Regions from separate parts of the Homo sapiens genome. Here region 2 is linked to region 1. The links are chromatin loops, found by intact Hi-C in ENCODE. Cell type or tissue: endothelial cell of umbilical vein. All regions are shown on one strand.

Evidence for each region. Peaks named below come from ENCODE experiments on the same cell type or tissue, not always from the same donor. Only the 100,000 strongest peaks of a DNase experiment are listed, where the experiment ranks them.
Region 2: a loop joins it to region 1, with 2.8 times the contacts of the local background. A loop is called at or near these places in 4 of 110 quality-filtered maps.

Annotation. Positions count from the first base shown.
Region 1 is chr9:382,007-390,006 of GRCh38, forward strand. DOCK8 (dedicator of cytokinesis 8) reads left to right here. Exons shown (of 48, transcript NM_203447.4): 22 at 507-679; 23 at 4,325-4,420. Among named protein-coding and RNA genes, the nearest start is that of DOCK8-AS2, 84 kb to the right of the region's middle. In endothelial cell of umbilical vein, a CTCF peak has its summit at 3,979; a DNase peak (open chromatin) is centred at 4,005.
Region 2 is chr9:588,045-596,044 of GRCh38, forward strand. All of the region lies in intron 1 of KANK1 (KN motif and ankyrin repeat domains 1), which reads left to right. Among named protein-coding and RNA genes, the nearest start is that of KANK1, 87 kb to the left of the region's middle. In endothelial cell of umbilical vein, no CTCF peak of the experiment used is centred here; DNase peaks (open chromatin) are centred at 1,867 and 3,397; H3K27me3 peaks cover 182 bases.

The sequences.
Region 1 (8,000 bases):
GCTTGTGAAAACATGTCAACATTTAAAGATGAAAAACAGTGCTGTATACATCATATACCGTAATCCTCACAAGGTTCAGATGACTCTATGGATTTTTGAATCTGAGAAAACCTCACTGCATGAATTGTAAAGTTGTCATTTAAATATTGACAAATTAAAAATATCCACATTTTTAGCTTCTCATGAGAAATCAGAAGCTCTAGCAACCCTGGGGTCCATTTCCCGATGGCAGTAATAGACTGGAGCCAGTAGTACCCCCTGCCTTTGTAAGAGGCATGTGTTGGCTGTTTACCATGATCTCCACCACTCCCTGGTGCCTTATGCCCCATCTACTTCTCTCCAAAAGATTGCCTCCTACCCCAACCAGGATTTGTTAAGAAGTCTCTAATTCCAAGGCCTAATCCGGTGGCTTTTCATCCACCCTATCCCTCTTCAATTCCTTCTTAAACTCAGTAAGTAACTCTGTTCCCCTGTCTGTTGACATGTCTCTGCCTGGTGGGGTGCAGGCGCTCCCACTGCCCTCCTAGACCCTCGGAGCTACCACACGTATGGCCGCACATCAGCTGCTGCTGTGAGTTCAAAGCTGCTGCAGGCCCGGGTGATGAGCAGCAGTAACCCAGACCTCGCGGGGACACACTCCGCAGCAGACGAGGAAGTGAAGAACATCATGTCTTCAAAGGTAGGAAAGATGTCAAACCGTGGAAGGGGACACAGGCTTTTTTATTTTTTAACTAAAACTTGGAGAAGTAACACAGAAGCAACCACTACTGCTGCCCACCATGCTGGTCGGATGCTTTAATGCTCAGCTTTGGAGTGATTAACGTTCTTTAGAACAGATTAAGACCATTCTGACAGATGCAGCAGCAAGACCAGCATCTGAGGATTTGCTGAGAACTACTTAGCTTGGGTAGCAAAGTTTTAAAGCATCAGGGGTTTAGCCACATGGAGTCATGTGGCTAAACCATGCATTTTATTTTCAAGGAAAAAAAATAGCTTTAACTTTTGATACCTGGAAAGGTTGCCTTTAATTTAGTTTTGTTTCTTTAATACCTACCTCTTACGTTCATTAACATCCACAGATTGATTATCTCACAAAAAAGTCCAAAGGAACAGCCGGGCATGGTGGCTCATGCCTGTAATCCTAGCACTTTGGGAGGCCGAGGCGGGCGGATTACTTGAGGCCAAGAGTTCAAGACCAGCCTGGCCAACATGGTGAAACCCTGTCTCTACTAAAAATAAAAACATTGGCCAAGCACGGTGGCTCACACCTGTAATCTCAGCACTTTGGGAGGCCGAGGTGGGTGGATCACAAGGTCAGGAGTTCGAGACCAGCCTGGCTGACATGGTGAAACCCCGTCTCTACTAAAAATACAAAATTAGCCAGGCGTGGTGGCACATGCCTGTAATCCCAGCTATTCAGGAAGCTGAGGCAGGAGAATCGCTTCAACCCAGGAGGCAGAGGTTGCAGTGAGCCAAGATTGTGCCATTTCACTCTAGCCTGGGCAACAAGAGCAAAACTCTGTCTCAAAAAAAGATACAAAACATTAGTTGGGCATGGTGGCGGGTCCCTGTAATTCTAGCTACTCAGGAGGCTGAGGCAGGAGAATCACGTGAACACGGGAGGTGGAGGTTGCAGTGAGCCGAGATTGCACCACTGCACTCCAGCTTGAGCTACAAGAGTGAGACTCCGTCTCAAAAAAAAAAAAAAAAAAAAAAAAATCCCAAGGAGCAATGCCAAATTTTACAAGCATATAAAAACTGACATCCTGAGAGGGTTGATGGCTTGCCCTATGTTGTTTTTCCCTCTATGAATTCTTTATTTTTTTCATGGTAAAGCTTTACTTTCAGAACAGTTTTAGAGTTACGGAATTATATACTCTATACCCAGTCTCTCCTTTATTAACATTTTACATTCAAATGGTACTTTTGGCACAATTAGTGAACCAATATTCATGGAATATTATTCATTAAGTTCATCTTTATTCACACCTTCTCAGTTTTTCTCTAATGTCCTTTTTCTGTCCCAGGATCCCATTCTGAATGCCATATTACATTTTGCAGTCTTGCCTCCATAGGCTCCTCTTGCTGGAAACAATTTCTTAGACTTTCTTTGTTCTTCATGACCTTGACAGTTTTGAGGAGTAATGGTCAAGTATTTTGTAGATTGTCTCTCATTAGGAATTTTTTAAAGATTATGATATTATTCACATACCATAAAATTCACCCTTTTTTAAAAGATGGAGTATACGATCCAACAGTCTTTAATCTACTCACAAAGCTACCACGATGAATTCTTAGCCTGAATTTTTTCTCCAATGATCTGTGGCCTCAGGGTGGCCGAGCTATTAGAGTAATATCATTTCCCCTGATAAAGAGAAATCAAAATCTCTAGGTTTAGACACAGACACAGTTTCACCCTTACAAATTCCAGCCACTTGACACTGTGTGGTGTGAGGAAGGAAATCTGCAGGCCAGGGTTTGGGGCTGGGCGCCAATACTGCCCCGCTGTGTGGCCATGGGAAAGTCATGTAACTGTGCTGGGCCTCATGTCCTCATCTCTGCAGAGGTCCTGGTCCCTGAATGAACTTAAGAACCATCTACCCTGGGTCTTTTAAAAACACTGGATTTGGCCGGGCACCGTGGCTCATGCCAGTAATCCCAGCACTTTCGGAGGCTGAGGCGGGCAGATCACGAGGTCAGGAGATCGAGACCATCCTGGCTAACACGGTGAAACCCCGTCTCTACTAAAAATACAAAAAATTAGCCGGGCGTGGTGGCGGGCGCCTGTAATCCCAGCTACTCAGGAGGCTGAGGCAGGAGAATGGCGTGAACCCGGGAGGCGGAGCTTGCAGTAAGCCAAGATCGTGCCACCGCACTCCAGCCTGGGCAGCAGAGCGAGACTACGTCTAAAAAAATAAAAATAAATAAAAAATAAATGAAAAAACCACTGGATTCACCCCCTGAGATGCTGATGATCTGTAGTTTGAGCCATCAGGAATTATTCGTATTCTATCCTTTTTGACTTACAAAAATCAGTTCAGGGATGTGCTGGAGTGAGCTCATACCTGTTCCCAAAAGCTGATTGCTTAGTTTTCCAGAATTTTTTGAGCCAGTTTTGAAACAGACATTGTTAAAATTAAATCGTATAAACTTAAAATTAAATAAGTTATATTAAAAACAAAGGTAATCTGAATGCAATGTGGTATGCTAGATTGTATCCTGGAACAGAAATAGGACATGAGTGCAAAAACTGGTGAAATCCGAGTCGTTCGTGTTTAGTTAATAGTAACATATCAATGTTAGTTTCTTAGTTTTGACAAATGTACCTTACTATAAAAGATATTAAGAGAAATGCAATGAAAGTCATATAAGAAATACTACCTTTGTAACTTCTCTGTAAATCTAATAATAACTATACAACTTATACTTCAAAATTAAAAGTTCACTTTAAAAAGGTAAACCTAGTCCCTTCCTAATAATTTCACTATATGCTACAATATCTAAGTTCTTCCTTCTTTACGTTTACTGTGTCTGTGTGATGGAAATATTATATAATGGTTTGCTACCACACTGCATTTCTATGACATCGTGTTGGTAGATTGAAATCAGTTATGATGAAAGTATTTGTGGCACAAAAATTGGCAAATGCTACAAATTACCCCTACCCCCCTGACAACTGGTTGTTAAACATTTGCCAGCACAACACAACTCAGCCTCATATTGAAAGCCCCTTTCAGTAATACCACTTTCTGATCACCCAGGAAAGAAGTGGTCTGCAGCTATTACTGACAGCCTTGATCTTTCTATTTTTCTTTAATAAAATGAAAATATTAAATTTTTATGTGGACAGGGTTAGCAATTTTCGAATTATTTTGTTGCATGGGGAGAAAATGTCTGATAGAGCATGAGCACTCCACTTCCCTTCAGAGGTAGTTTTTGACAATGTATTGGTGTTTAGGAGACAGCGTGGTGCAGTACCGTACTAAACCACAGAGAGACACTGTTCCCACACATTTTTTCCTGGCGTCCCCTGAAGTCACAGACTCCTAGAAGGGACTACTCAGCAGCCCAGATTCTTAAATAGTTTTTAACTGTAGGTTGCTACACACAAACTATTAACGGGTGTTGTCTCAAGAGCAAGTAAAATTAGGTATAACTTCACTGTCTTTGCTTTGTTTTATATTTACTTATGGCAATTGTTTTACCTTTGTAACCAGGAAAAAAAATATGTATAAAAAAATGAATTCTGAGGTTGTGATTTCCAGATGTCTGGCTTACCTTTCCATGGTTGGTTGACTGTTAAGCCATGGTTTGTGTATTTTAGATCGCCGATCGCAACTGCAGCCGAATGTCTTACTATTGCTCTGGCAGTAGTGATGCTCCAAGTTCACCTGCAGCCCCAAGGCCAGCCAGCAAAAAGGTACTGAAGAGAGCAATGTGAGGTTCATCCCAGGATAAGAACAGAAGGATTTCCTCATGCCCTCACACTGTGCTTGGGAATAGTCAAAGTGCTCCCCTGCCTGTCCCTGATGTGCTAACACACACACACCCCACACACACTTTTGCAGCCCTGTCCTTTACGCCACATTTGACCACCTAATTGCCCATTAACTCAGTGTTTCTCCCACTTTCTCATGCATCAGAATTACCTGGAAGCCTTGTTAAAACTCATCGCTGGACCCTACCTCCTGAGTTTCTGATTCAATAGATCTGAGCTGGAGGCTCAAGAATTTGCATTTCTAACAAGTTCCCAGCTGATGCTGGTCCAGGGACCACATTTTGAGAACCACTGCATTGGCCTCCTTTTAGTAGAGGGAAAGCTGGGCACAAGTCATCCTTGACAAAAGTGAATGGCAATAATTAGGTATCATTTGTTTCAATACCATATAAACTAATATGAAATGCTTCCTCATAATTCTTCACAATCAGCCTTACCTATGAGTTCAGAAACTTTAAAAGCTGTTAAACTGCTTACCAGGATTTTTAAAGCAACAAAATTCCCCAATCATAGTCCCAGCCTATGTGGTCTGAGGGATGGAGGGAAAAAAAACTGTCTGCCCTAATTTCCTCTCTTCTAGGCACTCAAGAATCTCACCATTATAGTAGCTACTTAAGTTTTTAATGTCTTTGAAGACCTGTATTAAAATGTAAATATGGCAGGGCACAGTGGTTCATACCTGTATTCCCAGCACTTTCGGAGGCCGAGGTGGGTGGATCACCTGAGGTCAGGAGTTCAAGATAAGCCTGGCCAACATGGTGAAACCCCCTCCTACTAAAGATACAAAAACTAGCCGGGCATGATGGCAGGCACCTGTAATCTCAGCTACTCAGGAGGCTGAGGCAGGAGAATCACTTGAACACGGGAGGCAGAGGCTGCAGTGAGCTGAGATCGTGCCACTGCACTCCAGCCTGGGCGACAGAATGAGACTCCATTTCAAAAAAAAAAAAAAAGAAAAAAAGGGTAAATATGCTTATTGCAAAGGATAACACAGGAAGCCATTTGCAAGAGCTGACATCACAGGGAAATGTTTATTAAACAGGCAAGGAGGGAATGAGCCTCCCCAAGTCTCCCTTTGGACTGGATGAGGGAAAGACCAAGTGTGGGAGGGCCGGGGCCTGGTGCTGTGCACTTTGCAGTATTCCAGGCACCATATGTCTAGTGAGAGGTACCAGGATTTAACTATAAAAGGAAAAGTGAAAAAAGATATGGTTAGGCTAAAAACAAATTAGTCCACTTGCTCTAAAATTTAATATTAGGCTATCACAGGCCCTATGCAGTGACTGGTTATAGGTATTATACCATTTTCCTTTCTTAAAAACCATTATTTGCCTACAGCCTGACTTCTTTAACCCATGTCCTGTTTGGTTTCGCAGTTGCCATGTTTTGACTTGAAATGACCAGAATAGAGACATTTTATTTCAAAGGGAAGTTTGGCCAATATGTTTCCTTAATACCTTAGCAGACAGAGTTTTGCTGCTTGGCTATTTTATATAACCTCCAGAGCAAGGTGTTCTTGTAATAATGCTGCCCAGAAAGCAGCATGAATTACTTTAAGAAGCAGCTTATCCTTGTCTAATCTCTTCTTGCCATAAGACCCTGGCAGACAAACTGACCTATTTTCTAGAGGCGACCTTTGAAGCTGGGGGAGCATGTCTTTCCTACAATGAGAAGATCAAGGTGTAGTCCAGTTATAATATGTGCACAGTTAGACCACCTGCTAGACTAAAACTCAACCCCACGCCTCTCTCAAGTGAGACAGCTTCACTTCAGACTCACAACAGCAAACAAATGTGTTAACGCATATTAAAATTATTAAGGTTTGACTAACCTCACAAAACGAAGTGAAACCAGTCGATAAGCTGAAACACCTAAGCATTCTCCATTCCTCACCACTAACCCGCCTGGGATCTAATTGGTTAAAATACCCAAGCATGTATACAGAGATTTTCCTTTTGTCATCTTTTAGTTTAGCTAAGTAGCTCTCAAATTTTAATGTACGCAAGAATTAGTACATTGGGTTGCATGCGTACTGGACTCTGTGGGTAATTTTTTTTTTTTTTTGAAACAGAGTCTCACTTACTCTGTCACCCAGGCTGGAGTGCCGTGGTGCAATCTTGGCTCACTGCAACCTCTGCCTCCCAGGTTTAAGTGATTCTCCTGCCTCAGCCTCCAGAGTAGCTGGGATTACAACCGTGAACCACCACATCTGGCTAATTTTTGTATTTTTAGTATAGATGGGGTTTCACCATGTTGACCAGGCTCGTCTCAAACTCCTGACCTCAAGTAATCTGCCTCCTCGGCCTCCCAAAGTGCTAGGATTACAGGCATGAGTCAACACACCTAGCCCTCTGTGGATAATTTAAACGACTGTCAAGAGCAATGTTTGCTGTAATCAGTTTTTGCTTTAGGTGTTGACTTTAAAACTTAATTTGCAAATAAGGATATGATATTAGGGTGTTCAAATAGCTTTAGCTTTCTTACCTACTTTCTTACCAGAAAAAAAAAATGAGTTTATCTACGTTTATTCCAGGTTTTGTGGGCATAAGATGAAAGAAAACCACAGAAAATTCCCAGACATCATTTTTGGCATTAATTAGGGTGACCAACTGTTCTCATTTGCCCAGGACTGAGGGAGTCCCCAAGATGTAAGGTTTTCTATTTTAGGACCAGGACATTATCAGGCACACTGTAATGGATTGATTGCCCTACCTTTAGTCTTGAACTTCTTCCTCATCAAAATGATTGTCAGGAATATGAACACATAGCCAGATATGCTGTAGAATGGAAAAGGTATAAGTCACCCTGTGCACTATTTGCTACTGAGCAGTAGGTGACTTGAAGGGAAGTGAAGACGCAAAGTGGAGCTGGGGGACTTTCCAAGCATCTGGCCCTGGGACATAGACATTTAGATGTTGTAAGTTAAGGCTGATACTACTATGCCTTTCAGAGCCCAAGATCCTCTCATAAACCCCACCGATCCTGCTTCCCACAATGCCATATGGGCATTATAAAAACAAAAATTGTCCAGTCTCCTAGAGAGTTTAGACACCATCTAGACAGTGGTCCCTAAAGTGTAACCCTGGACCAGCAGCAGCAGCAGCAGCAGCAGCAGCACCCAGGAACTTGTTAGAAATGCAAATTCCCAGGCTATTGAATCAGAATATCTGGGGGTGGGGCCCCCCAGTCTGTGTTTCATCAGGCCCTGCAGGAGATTCTGATACACAGAGGCCGGGCGTAGTGGCTCACACCCGTAATCCCAGCACTTTGGGAGGCCAAGGCGGGTGGATTGCTTGAGCTCAGGAGTTTGAGACTAAGTGGGCAGCATGGCGAAACCCCATCTCTACCAAAAAAAAAGAAAAAAGAAAAAACTAGCTGGGCTTGGTGGTGCACGCCTTTAGTCCCAGCTACTTGGGACTAAAGTAGGTGGGAGGATTGCTTGAGCCAGGGAAGTTGCAGTGAGCGAGATTACGCCACCGCATTCCAGCCTGGGCGACAGAGT
Region 2 (8,000 bases), 210 kb after region 1:
GACAGAGCTAGACTTGGTCTCAAGAAAAAAAAAAAGAAAGAAAGAAAGAAATGACTTGCCCATGTTCACATAGCTGGTAAACCCACACTGGTTCAGAACTTAAACCAGTGAGATACCAAAGCCCATATCAGTGGGCTTTTTTACATACTTCTTTTCCTTAATAAAATGCTTATTTCTTTTTTCTACAGCATCATTTTAAATGACAGCATAGTATTCAGTTATATGGAAATGTAATGGTTTCTCTATCCCATCTCCTTTTATTAGACATTTATATTGTTTCTTGTTATTTACTTTTAGAAATAACATTGCAGTGAACATCTGTCATGCACATCTATGATTATTTCCTTAGGATAAATTGCCAGAAGTGGCATTGCTGAACAATGATAGAATGTAGCACTCAGGTGTTGATGTATTCTGTTAATTTACTCTGTTGATGTACTGTTTTCTCGAAAGGCCACACCAGTTTATAATCTCAGTAGCAGTATATTGAAGTACCTGGTAACTTTCAGCTCTCAGCAACATTGGTAGTTAGCAATTTGAAAAAAAAAAGTGTTTGTTTTTAAAAAACATTCTAGGTATTCCTTTTTAAGTCCATATTATCTCTTGCCTCTAATGCTGTAGTAGTCATGATCTCCTTACTGGTTTATTTCTATCTAGCACCCACTTTGCCACTAACAGAATCGGATAGGGCACGGACTGTAGAGTTAGATGCCTGGGTTCAAATCATGACTGTGCTGTGCCTCAATTTCCCCGTAAGTAAAATGAAAATAGTAATAAAAGCCCTCTGGTAAAGTACTTTAGAACAGTGCCTGACTTTTGGTATGTGTTCAGTAATTGTTGGCCTACTAGTATTGTCTTCCAGAAGTCCCTGCTTATATGATTAAAAAAACCCAAGGTTATACTTGTTTTTGAATTGTAATTATTACCAAATCAGTAAATCACAGTAGAAACTAAAGTGCTGACCTTGAAGCATTGTTAGTGTTAACACTGTGACCAACCTGAAGATCACAAATTACCTTCCGTGACTCAGTTGATGCTGAGAGGTCAGGGATAGAGTAATAACAGGAATAACTAGAATGTTAAAGTGCTTTATATTAAGCTGCCAGTGCACTTCCACACACATTATCTCATTCGATCCTCACAACACAGCTGTGAAGGAGATGGAGCGGGTATTATTAATCTCATCTTACAGAGGAGGAAATTGACTTGGAGGATTAAGTGGCTTGCTCACTGATGGTTGTGGAAATGGTCAGTGGCAGAGCTGAATGTGTACTCTGGGCCTTCTGACTGTAAATACTTACTCTTGATGCTTCATAACATCATGATAAGCTAAGGAGGTGCAGGTGTAGATGCCCAGGTCTGGAGATTTGCTGGAAAAGAAGGAGCAAAAGAGGATGCCACTGGGAGGAGGGAGCAGAGTTGGGGTAAGGAAACTTAGATATACTAAAAGAGAGGGAGGTACCCAGCGGGGAGAGAGGTGGGGAAGGAGTCATAAAGAAAGGGAAAAACAGGGGGCCAGGACTTCCGTGACTACAGGGCTGGCTGAATAGATCAGGGTGGAGGGCTTCATCTTTGAGACTGAAGGAATGCGTCCCCTGAGCCAGGAAGGAGGGAGGAGATGGAGCAAGTAGACACAGGTGATTTGAAATAGAAAGGAACATTAAGAGGGCTGAAGGATTGTGGCCTGAATGAAGAAAGAAGGAAGTATTTATTTCTGGAGAGTAAAAGTGGTAGGTTTGGGGTTTTAGATTTGAGAAAGGGAAACCATTTAGAGTATCTGTGTGGGAAATGGGCCAAGGAATTAGAAATGCCTGCCAGAGACCTCTGCAGGATGCAGGAAGGACCCAGATAAAAACGTCTGGGCTCCAAGTCGACAGATTCTGTGAACCCCTTAGGCATGCTGAGGATTTCCTTGCCAGATGATGTAACTATCTGAGGATGTTTCTTTGTGAGCTCAGTGCTAGACAGGCACAGGAGCAGTATTAGGATGGAAACATTTCTTAATTGCTTGAGGAGTGAGGAAAAAAACGGCACTCTGCAATAACCCTCTTGTTTCCAAATACCAAAGCAGCTGTTGGGCTGTGCTCCTGTCTAGGTACCTTTTCCTCAGGAGTTAAGTGCCACATGATGATATTTATGGTTGCTTTTTAGGGGGTACATGGTTTTTTAATTAGTGAAGACCGAGTAGCAATAGTTTTGTTTTGTGTTCTAATAGCCTTTGTTATTATAGTCAGGGAGGTGAAGTGAGGAGATGATAGATGCTTTCCTAATCTGTGAAATGAGGAGTTGGACTAGGCAGGTGCTCCCCAAAGTCCCTTTCTAACATTACCATTTTCTCATCCAACTCCAGTCTACGCTGCCTCCTCTCCATTTCCTCCTTTACCAGACAGTTTAGTGTGTCTCAAGTTATATTTTATGGTGCTTTAGATATATATATGTATATTTTTGCTTAGAGACTTCATGCATTATTATTAGAGACTTCATGCAGTATGTAGTGACTGTAGAAAAATGAAAGATGTATCGATAAATAAAAGACCTGTTAAAAATATGTAACTTTACCACCATTAAATAACCACTGTTTATATTCTTCCGGAGATTTTTTTTTTTAGGTGTGTATGCCTAAATAAGATTCTTAAATACAGAAATGCACCCTGCTTTTCTCAGTTGAAAATTATAAACCTCTCTGCTTATCAGTAGTCACTGCTGTGTAATTATTAAAGGTTGATGAAGACTCTGTTTCAGGAATGTATTTTAACAAATCTCACTTTGGACATATGCATTAATGTACATTCTTCTAACTGTATTTGTGAGGCTGCTCTGAATTATTTTCTTATAAAATTAGGAAAGAGGTTTAATATATAATACACATTGCCTGGAAGACTGAACCGATTTACAGTTCCATCACCAGTATGCGAGAGGTCTCTTTTCCCACACCCTTAACATTGGATAGTGGAGTTTAAAACAAACAAACAAAAAAACCTTACCAGTTTTATAGACAGATGAACATCTTTTCATATGCCATTTATATTCCTTTGTGAGTTTTCTGTTCATATCCTTTGCCCATTTCTCCAGAGGGGTATTTGCTATTTTTGTTACTGACTTGCAGCAACGAGATTTTAAAGATTTAAAATTTTTAAATGTCTTTTATTATAAAAGTATGTTAGTTGTTTTGATAATTTCTTTGAATTTTTATACTGCTTTTAAATGTATATAAATATTTAATTTTAGGTTGTCAAATCTTTTTCTTTATGGTTTCCATATAGGCTAACTAGGAAGTAAGAATGCCTTGGTATTTGTTGCCCATTGTCAGTTCTTTACATAGCAGAGTAATCTCTTTCAAGTGTGATCACATCTTGGCATACCCCTGCCTGAGCTCGTCATGGCATTCTTGTTATCATGGCCTGCAGGGCCTGGCACGATCTTGCTTTTCCTGCTGTAAAGCCCCACCTCTTGTCACTCACCCTTGAACACTATGTTCCAGCCCCACTGGTCTCTTCTCAGTCCAGGGAATATGCCAACCTCCTTCCTGTCCCTGAAATTCTGCAGGTGCAGTTTCTTTGCTTGGGAAATGTGTGCACACGCGCACACACACACACTCTTTTGAGCACTTGTCAATATGCAATTATTTATTTATTTTTGAGATGCAGTCTCGCCTAGGCTGGAGTTCTGTGGTGCGATCTTGGCTCACTCTGCAACCTCTGCCTCCTGGGTTCAAGTGATTCTCCTGCCTCAGCCTAGCAAGTAGCTGGGATTACAGGTGCCCACTACGACGCCCAGCTAATTTTTGTATTTTTAGTAGAGTCGGGGTTTCACCGTGTTAGCCAGGCTGATCTCAAACTCCTGACCTCAGGTGATCCACCCACCTCAGCCTCTGAAAATGCTGGGATTACAGGAGTGAGCCACTGTGCCCAGCCACAATTATCATTTCTTATTAACTTACTCTTTTCCTGTTTCCCCCTCCAGCCTGTAACACCATAGGGGCAGGGACCTTGTCTGTGTTGACCACAGCGAGGTCTCTAGTGCTTAACATGTGGTATTTGTAGGAGATCGGTCAGGGTGGTGGAAGAAATTGTAGGAAAAGATGCAAACCTTCTTGGAAGAGGTTTTGCAAAAGCTTCAAAAAAGGGTTTGGCTGAAGGCAGCCAAATTCTCTTACCTGGAGCCTGAGAGCAAAGGTTAGATAATAAGGGGATGTAAAGGAATTGATCTAGATAAGTTAGTTTACTTAGGCCTCAGAACCTGGCCTTTAATCATCTGTGCGCAGGACTGCTCTTTCCCAGGGAGCAGCGGGAAGCCGGGGGAGGGGGAACCATGTTAATTACCCACAAGTGTGTTGACTCAAAGACTTTGTCATTACATCCATACTGAATAAATGCCCGCAGCACTGGCTTGTCAGGGCCACAGCTGCTATGACTCTTTCTTTCTGTGAGCACCCCGATCCCCTAGTCCGCTCTTTCACTGGATACCTGTGTCTAAGTACGTTTTTTCATCCATCGCTCAGCCAGAATCTGCCGGTCAGACCTGGCAAGTATTTATAGAAGAAATGAATCAATATTACATCTCTAACCACAAGATTGCACAGGCATTTAACTATATTTACCTTATTGTAGTTTTATGGTTTCATCTCACATTTTAAAATATTTTATCTGTATGAAACTTAGTTTGAAATGTGACTTGAGATAGGAATTAAAATTAATTTCTTTCCCAAATGAATAGCCACCTGCAATTTTTGTAGTTCTTGTTTATTAGAGAGTCCTTACTCAAAGTATAGTCCTTAAGCACTATTATATTGTTTTTTCTTTCTTCTGTTTGCTTTTCTCTCCTTGGGTAGTCCTTTGTGCAAAACGTAAATGCAGAAACTGCTCATTGACTTGAGCCAAATTGCTCATGAGCATGCTGGTTCAATACCAAGAAAGATGATCTTGGCGTCACCCACCATAGCCTACCTTCTAAGAAGAAAGAAGACATCATGTGACTGACTTAGGGAGTTGTACTATTTGTTCAATATCTAATGCTAGTAGACAATCTTGTTTTAGATAATTCTGGCCGCCAGTTTTTTTAAACTGTTGGAACCTGGAAATTTGAACATTCCAGTGACTACCTTTCCTAACTGCCTCTTATCTCTAGATGTGGAATAAAAATCCTTTGGCAGACCATGTGTTCCAGTTTTTGGTTTGGAAAATATGGATTATTATTCTTTTCCTTATTTTAACTCTGAAAATTAAAATTAATGACAAAAGTCAGATGTGCCCATTCTCACATATTCAAACAATAAAACATACAGACAAAAAAAGGATTCTTGTATCCCACTTTTTGATCCTATTCCTAATATAACCACTGCTGAGTTTATTGTATATACTTTCAGACATTTTTTATGCTTAGTGGATATATTAGATCTTTATACATTCCCCCCCCCCATATACTTGCATTTTTTTTTTTGACTAATGTCATAAACTTTGTTATACACCTCAGTGGGATTTAAAAACACCTGAAGCCTTTGTTTTTTGGCTGGTGGCAAAAAAACCAGAGTAACTTAGAGAAGTTACCCATTGATGTTTTCACAGGGCTTTAAACACGAAGACCTGATTTGTTTGTGTAAATCGTTGGATGTAATCTTACAGAGGACCAGGGCTTGAGCACCTTCAGAAACATGGTATCATCTGATCATGATGATTTCCATCCCACGACAGAGGAAGAAATGGAGACTCCAAAGGGACAGAAGTGAATTCTTCCAAATTTATGAAAATGAACACTTAGCTAAAATGTGTTCACTGGGTTATGACAAGTAACTGGACTTCTAGGGAATGGGATGGCAGGTGGGGTGCTATCAGTTTATAAAATTTTTTGTAACCTTGTCTCTTATTTCTGCTTCCCTCCCCCAGCCATGGGAACACAAGATAAATTTGGAGTAGGTGAGGGTGGAGAGCAAAGTGACTCCCTGGGCTGTGCCCTTCACACTGGTTTTAGAAAGCATGCAGCTGACTGCCCTGGGGTCTGATCTATGGTGCTGCGCTCGAGAGAACTGTAAGGTCTGCTGTAAGTGATGGGGGCTGTGGACTTATGCAGAAGTGCACTTGTTGGGGGTTTTCACAGTACCCACCTTATTATACTAGAGAGGCAGGTTTCATTGCTTAAGGGGACAATTTATGGCAATAGGCTTATCTCCTTGTTTTAGCTCTTTATGTTTTTCTGCCTTTAATAAAATGTGAAGTCACAAAGCAATTAAATAGTAGTGTAGTTTTCAGGCAGGAGGTGGAGAAAGGCTAACTAGGGGGAAAAGGCCAACATGATTGACAGAGGCTGGCTGGAGATTTACATTGAGAATAACTCGTTCTTCAAAACTTTCTTCATTTTCTGGTGAGAATTAGGGACAAATCATATACCAGAAGGATGGATGATTAAAAATGTAGGAGTTATGATTTCTTTTTGACTTTGTAAGTCTCTAAATCCTCCACCTTAACATAGAGTTCTCATTTCAAAATGGGAACCAGCCCTGCCAGAGACTAAAGTGAGCCAGAAATACTCTAAAGTCTTAAATAGTTAATAAGTGTGAGATTGTTTATATTTTGTAAAATGTCTTAAGATACAATGAAATGGAGAATCCCTGAGTGTTTTTTTGATTTCCTAAACTCTGATCCACAATTATAGATGTGTCTGAAGGTTCAAAAATATTGAACGTGATTTCAGTTGTTTCTAGAATTTAAAAAAATTAATAATTTTTAATAATGACACTTTAAATGAGGAGAAGGCTTTTAAAACCAAATATAAAAATCTGGAGAGTTCAGATTCCCTGTCTCTCCTCTTTCAACCTTTAATGTATAAAACAAATCCTTTTGATTCAGCCACTGTGTATTGATAATGGCTTATTTATTACAATCAGAGGAATTAAACAAAGATATGTAGATACTTTGTCATCTTTTCTTATTATAGAAACAGTTTGATTTTAAGAATTTTTATTCAGAACGCAGATTCGAAAAGAAAAAAAAGAATTTTTAGAAAAGTTGCCTTTTAATTTAAATTTCTTGTTTTGTCCTAATAATCACATTGAAATAGCCAAAACAAATAATATAAATTAAAATGCAACGATGGCCCGGCATGGTGGCACATGACTGTAGTCCCAGCTACTCAGGAAGCTAAGGCCAGCAGATTGCTTGAGCCCAGGAGTTCAAGACCAGTTGGGGCAACATGGTGAGACCCTGTCTCTACTTTTAAAATGTGGTGATTGGTACCTGTTGAGAGAAGGGTTAACTGAAAGTTATTCACATGGCCCAGAAAGTGGCTGAAAAGTGCTCTTTCTGGTGTGAATTTCTCTTGCTGTGAAAGCACTCTGAAGGGGAGACCTAATGCCATTGCAGGAGCACTTCAGCTCCAAACTTGAGCGTTGCAATCAGAACAAGAACCCGAGGAAAAGCCTGCAAAATGAGCCTGCTGCGATATAGGGTGTGCTTTTGGACAGTTATACATAAGAATTTTTTTCTTTTTTCTTTTTTCTTTTGTTTGAGACAGTGTCTCACTCTGTTGCCCAGGCTAGAGAGCAGTGGCGTGATCATTGCTTACTGAAGCCTCAAATTCCTGGGCTCAAGCAGTCCTCCCACCTCAGTCTCCTGAGTAGCTGGGACTGCAGGAATGCACCACCACATCTGGCTAATTTATTTTTTGTAGAGGTGAAGTCTTGCTTTGTTGCCCAGGTTGGTCTCAAACTCCTGGACTCAGGTGATCCTCCTGCATGGACCTCCCAAAGTGCTGGGATTATAGGCATGAGCCACTGTGCCCAGCCTCATGAGAAGATTTATGATGATAGATAGAAGAATTATTAATTTCCACAGTTTGACAAATGATAACAAATAGCTTTTACAGTTTGAGCATCCCCTATCCCAAACGCTTGGGACTAGAAGTATTTCGGACTTTGGACTTTTTTGAATTTGGGAATATTTGCATATACATAATGAAATTCCTTGGGGATGAGACACAAGTCTAAATAACAAGTTCGTTTATGTTTC